2 separate regions of the Homo sapiens genome follow, and region 2 is linked to region 1. A link is a contact called in ENCODE Hi-C or POLR2A ChIA-PET data. All regions are on one chromosome and are shown on one strand. Each heading gives the region's core, a stretch centred on a gene start or an enhancer-like site at or near the end of the contact. The rest is flanking DNA. Distances are from core to core; before and after follow the strand shown.

Region 1 (2,946 bases), core at 203-2,702:
CTAACCAGCATAGTGAAACCCTGTCTCTATTAAAATTACAAAAATAATAAATAAATAAATAATTGCCAAGCGCGGTGGGTGATCCCAGCACTTTGGGAGGCTGAGGCGGACGGATCACGAGGTCAGGAGATCGAGACCATCCTAGCTAACACGGTGAAACCCCGTCTCTACTAAAAATACAAAAAAAAATTAACCGGGCATGGTGGCGGGCGCCTGTAGTCCCAGCCACTCGGGAGGCTGAGGGAGGAGAATGGCGTGAACCCAGGAGGCGGAGCTTGCAGTGAGCCGAGATCGAGCCACTGCACTCCAGCCTGGGCGACAGAGCGAGACTCCGTCTAAAATAATAATAATAATAATAATAAATAAATAGCCAGGTGTGGTGGCACGTGCCTGTAATCCCAGCTATTTGGGAGGCTGAGGCAGGAAAATCGCTTGAATCCGGGAGGCGGAGGTTGCAGTGAACCAAGATAGCGACACTGCACTCCAGCCTGGGTGACAGAGCAAGACTCTGCCTCAAAACAAAAATAAATAAATAAATAGCTGGATGGTCCTGTATGGTAGTGACCAGGGAATTTTCCCCAGCTCTCTCCCCATTCCGCATTCGTTCTCTATTTCCAAAAGCGCCTCCAGCTCCAGAGCAGATACCTCTATCAAAGAGCACCACCCTCTCCCTCTGGCGTCTGACTCTTCTCCAAACTGAGCCTTCTCCAAACTGAGCCAGGCCCAGCACTTGGCTGGAACCTGGCTTCTTCTCCAGGTCCGCATTTTCCAGAAACCTTCCCACTGCTTCACCTGCGTTCTTGGCCCTGTCTCTCTTATAAACCCATCCGCATGTAAGTTTCTCTTGGCCTCCTCAGGCGGAGAACAAGCTCTCGCAAGGCCCCGCCCTCCGGGGGACATCGCCCGTCCATTGCCCCGCCCTCTCAGGCTCCGCCCTAGCCTCAGATTCCGAGACATCCCCATCCCCGCCCTTTCCCTCAACCACCTCTTGACCGTCCCCAGGCCCGCCCCCCAGGGTCTCCCCCATTCCACTCATCTCAGATCCCGCCCACACCTCCCTTGGCCCCATGGGCCCCGCCCCTTTCAATTGCTGCGACCCGCCCACCCCGCCCTGCCTCCAGGTAGCCACCCTCTGGGGAGCCCGTCCCGGGGGCCTCCTCACCTATAGAGCGTCTTGCGCGGTGCGAGCTGGTCCTCACTCAGGCCCTGCGCGATGTAGTAATCGGCGACGAGGCCAAGGATGCGGCCCCAGAAGAGAACCCGATCATAGCGGTAGTCGCGCTTAACCAGCATAAGAGACGTGAGCAGCGAGGCCCGACGGTCCGGGCTGAGGCCCTGCCCACTGCCGGACGCCAGCTCCAGAGACAGCAGGAGGCTGTCGGCGTCCATCAGGTCAGCGGCTCCGCTCAACGCCCGTCGAGTTGCTAGGAGAAGCCGCCTCCATGGAGACCTGAAGCTCCGCCCTTCCGCCTAGCTGGACGCTAGGTTCCACCCACCCCACCGCCTACCGCCCAGACCTCCTCCCCACGGAGGCCTAGGCATCAGCCCCCTCCCTCATCCTTTCCAGAGTTTGGGACGGGATGTCTTCAGTTGCCACGGCCACAGTATGGCTTCCCCTACAGTTAGGCTACAGTTGGGGTTGTAAGTCCAAACCCAGCCTTTTTCCATAGATATTTGGCCTTCCCTGAGCCCTTTCACATAGTCGACATTTAGAGTCTTTACTGTATATGGACCTGGGGTCTGGAAAGAAAACAATACAAAACCCCAACACTGACACTAACTGTACTATTTCACCCCAGTCATGTCACTTCTTGACCTCAGAATGATCTGTGAAGAATTTGAGATTCCTCCTGGCTCTAATTAAGATTCTGTCAACCCGACTACCTCCACCCGCACCCCACCCCAAGCCAGGTCTTACAGAATGAGGTCCATCCATTCTCTTCCATCTTCACCAGCTGTCTTCTTTATCTACCCTTTCCATAGAAATATTCTAAGTGACAAATGAAAATCTAGGCAATGGGGGCAAGGTATAGGGTAACACCTTGGGAAAGGAGGGTGAGGAGAGAGATACAAAAAGGGGGACTTTTATAGACTACACTTTCTCATCAACTACCACCTTTCTCATCAACTACCAACTACCACCAACTGTTGTTTTTAGATCCAAATGGTAGCAAGAGATGAAAGGCCAGAACCTCACTGCAACTGGAGCTTCACTCCCTGGGCTAGATCACTTCTCCACATTCACTTCTTGAGTCCCCAGCCAAGGACAAACAAACAGGTTCCTCAGCAAGCTTGTTGCCACAGGAGATGGGCTTTATCGTTAATGTTGCTAGTTGATATTTTCATTTCTGGATTCCTTTGAAGAGCACTCAGGAAATCAGAATGACCTGGGCCCCAGCTGATAAATAAGTGTGTAAATAACCCAGATAATTACTTTTTTGATTGTCTGGGCATTGTTGGTTTTCGGGGGTTGAGACAGGGTCTCACTTTGTCACCCAGGCTGGAGTGTAGTGGTGTGTGATCTCAGCTCACTGCAGCCTCAACCTCCTGGGCTCAAGTGATCTTCCCACCTCAGCCCCCCAGGTAGCTGGGACTACAGGTGTGTGCCACCACACCCAATATTTTTTGTATTTTTAGTAGAGACGGGGTTTTGCCATGTTGGCCAGGCTGGTGTTGAACTCCGAGCTCAAGTGATCCACTCACCTGAGCCTCCCAAAGTGCTGGGATTACAGGTGTGAACCACCACGCCCAGGCTTAGGCATTGTTTAGGAAGGCATTGTTATGAGATCAGCCTGACCAACATGGTGAAACCCTGTCTCTACTAAAAATACAAAACAGCCGGGCTTGGTGGCCCACAGCTGTAATCCCAGCTACTCGGGAGGCTGGGGCAGGAGAATGGCTTGAACCTGGGAGGCAGAGATTGCAGTGAGCCAAGATCATGCTACC
Region 2 (2,946 bases), core at 247-2,746, 470 kb after region 1:
CGTGAACCCGGGAGGCAGAGCTTGCAGTGAGCCGAGATGGTGCCACTGCACTCCAGCCTGGGCGACAGAGAGCGAGACTCCGTCTCAAAAAAAAAAAAAAAAACAGACTCCGATTCACTAGGTTTGGGGTGAGACTCAAGATTCTGTATTTCCAACAAGCTCCCAGGTAATGCTGGTGTTCCCAGTCCATAGGCCACACTTTGAGTAAAAAGGTTATAAATAATAAGAACTTAAAATTAACCTTACTTTGAGAGTATCTCATCATTTCTGAAATGTCTAGAGATACCTGAGGGTAACTGTGGCTACTCAAAACCTGTAAGACCCTCGCACAAAGAGAAAATTGCTCTCTAAGTCCTTCCTGATAATTAAGCAAATGTGTCTTTGAGCAAGTAACTTCTTATTTCTAGGCCTCAGGCTCCTCATCTGAATGAGGAGGTAGGTCAATGGTCCCCAATTTTCTTCTGGAATCCGCAGCCCACTGCAGGGCGGGATTCAAAACCCAGTCATCCTCACCTGACTTCCCCATAATTATTAGGCCCAAAGCCTCAATCTCCACTTTAAGAAATCCCCTGACTTTAGTTACAGGAGGGTTACTGTTGGGCACCTACTGCTAGGCCTCGTGGGGGAAGGCAGGGAGGGAGGGTGACAGGGCTGCGAGCTATACCTGTCCCGCTGGAGGAGGTCTGCGTGAGGTCTGTGCTGCTGTCACGGGAGGGAGACGCTTGCTGTGGGGCCTGGTGCACTTGAATGGCCTGCACTGGGACCTGCTGGGCCACTGCCCCACCTGCAAGACACAGAGTCTTATTTGTGCTCTGTCCCACCCAATTGCCACCTCCACCAAGTACCCATGGACACCCCAGTCCCAGGGTCTGGCACACTGGTCTCCAACTCCCATCACTATCTTTCCTGGAAGCCAAAGAGGCCCTTCAGGCCCAAGTATCCACTCTGGGGGCTTCCACGCTCTACTCTTGCCCATCCCTCCTCCTCCTGCCCTGGGCCTTGTCTCTCTTTTCTTCAGTTGACCCAAGAGCTGGCAATAACCCATCAAAGACATGATCTGCCTTCCAGTCAAGGCAGGAAGTGGTGAAACATCTACTGCCCTGTGGCAATGAGGGCACGGGGCTGGGGTAGCTAGACAGGGCCAGAATATATGGTTGAAACTTACTGACAAGGACAGCAGGGGTCTCAGTGGGCAGAGGTATGCCTGCCAACGGGATATAAGAGGCTTCGCTCAGGCTCTGGCCCCTATTCACCTTCCTTCTGAGCAGGGAAAGAGGTTCTCTTGGTGCCAGCCCTAAACACACTCTTAGCATGCTTGATTTGCCCCAGGAAGGACGAATCTCTCCCTGCCCCTCGTGACTCACCAGGCATGAGGGTGAAGCTGGTAGGCAGCTGCATAAGGCCCCCAGAGGAGACAGGGCCGCTGCCTGTACTCTTCAGCACAGTCCCATTGGCACTGCTGACAGCACTGGGGCTGACACTAGCAGACACTGGTGCCAGGTAGTTGGTGATGGGAAAGGAGGGGCCGCTGCTGACTTGCATGGTGGTAGAGGTGCTAGGTGCTGTTTGGATGGTGGAGGTTGTACCCGGCAGGTTGGTGACTGTGAACGCCGGCTTCAGTGTGTCCTATACCCAGAGTAAAGATGAAGCAATGAGCCCCTACCAGATCCTGCCTTTGCAGAAGCTTTGTGTGGACTGAGAACCCAGACTGAAACCAGTGAGCTTGGGTTCAAATCCCAACGCCACCATTTACCTGATGCCTGACTCTTAGGTAAGTTATTGATCTACTGAGCTACAGTTTTCTATCGGTAAAAGGAGGATAATACCTACCCCCTAGGTTGCTGTAAGGATTAAGTAGGTTAGCATATGTAAATCACTTAGAAAACACTACCTGGCACATAAAAAAACCAAAATAAATATTTGCTGCTCTTATGATAATTATTATCATTGTCATTATTATAATCCCCTGAGTTCTCTGCTCCAGCGGACTGTGGTAATCCCATTGGCTGGGGAGTCAGGACACCAAGGTCTGTTCCTAGCTCTGGTAATGACCATCTAAGTGACCCTGAAATAACCAGTCCCCTTTTCTGAACCTCGGTTTTCCTCTTCTATAAGCATGAGGGGGCTGGGCTACTACGTTTTCTTTCAAAGAGTTCTTCCAGCTCTAATTTGTCAGGCTTCTGAGATAGGAACTGAGTTTCTCAGGGAACTTAAGAGTTTGAGAGAGATCTTGAGAATCTGGCAATGACACACTATATGTCAAACACCCAAGATGTAAACTACCAAAAGAATGTACTCATCCAACAAAATTTCCTGGGAATAAATGAGCCCTACTGTTATAAAAGTTTAAAAATTATTACAGATGATATGCCACTAAGAGAGGAGGTAGCCTACAGCACTGACTCTCCCCTAAGGAAGACTTCGTTCTTAGAAGGGGAAGAAGGAAACTGAGAACCAAGCCACCAAGCCCAGACCCGAAATGAGTCAACCAGAGGCTCAAAGGCTGCGGGGTGGGTCAGCACGAGACGTTTGCAAAGCAGCTGGGCCCAAGACCCTTGATTGGCAGAGGCGTTGCTAAGGCAAACAGTGCCGCTTCCTCCCATTGGCCAGTCAGTTAAGTGCCACCCGGAAGGTGGAGCTCCCCAGACAGCAAGGGAGGAAGCCCCACCCCCTCTCCTTACCGGGAAAAGGAAGGGGGAGGAGTAACAGCGCAGGCATCCCTAGCAGCAGGCAAATGCGCTCCCTAACTGCCCAGGCCCCCAACACCCTGAAAGGGCAGCGGCTGGCTTGTAAGGTAGTCCCCGGCCCAGTCAACCAGCCCGCCTGCCAAGAGTGCTGGATTCCCAGGACCCCGGGACCGGAGTGCTCCCTTTCTACTCCCTGGCGACCCAGCCCGGAGGGCCGGGCTAAACTACACCCCCGCCCCTAGCGGGGAGACAGCTGGCG

Evidence for each region. A loop is a pair of places that touch in the nucleus more often than their neighbours do. ChIA-PET counts read pairs that join two places held with the same protein, here RNA polymerase II (POLR2A). Pooled maps may share reads with other maps.
Region 2: a pooled map shows a loop between it and region 1 (3-fold over the local background). The contact joins the enhancer-like site here to the promoter of RSPH9 in region 1. A Hi-C loop is called at or near these places in 2 of 37 single-sample maps with no recorded cell type and 1 of 50 pooled maps. POLR2A ChIA-PET finds 5 or more read pairs at or near these places in 2 of 52 experiments (MCF 10A and Panc1).

What each region holds. Positions count from the first base shown.
Region 1 is chr6:43,643,542-43,646,487 of GRCh38, reverse strand. It overlaps RSPH9 (radial spoke head component 9), which reads right to left and starts at 1,452. Exons shown (of 5, transcript NM_152732.5): 1 at 1,163-1,452. The coding sequence starts at 1,389. RefSeq lists a silencer at 1,845-2,033.
Region 2 is chr6:43,174,386-43,177,331 of GRCh38, reverse strand. SRF (serum response factor) reads right to left here. Exons shown (of 7, transcript NM_003131.4): 3 at 1,365-1,626; 4 at 665-784. Among named protein-coding and RNA genes, the nearest start is that of SRF, 4.6 kb to the right of the region's middle. RefSeq lists an enhancer at 2,257-2,486. Within about 2 kb of position 1,496, at least 3 of the 41 ENCODE cell types and tissues checked have a DNase peak (open chromatin) inside an H3K27ac peak, as active enhancers do.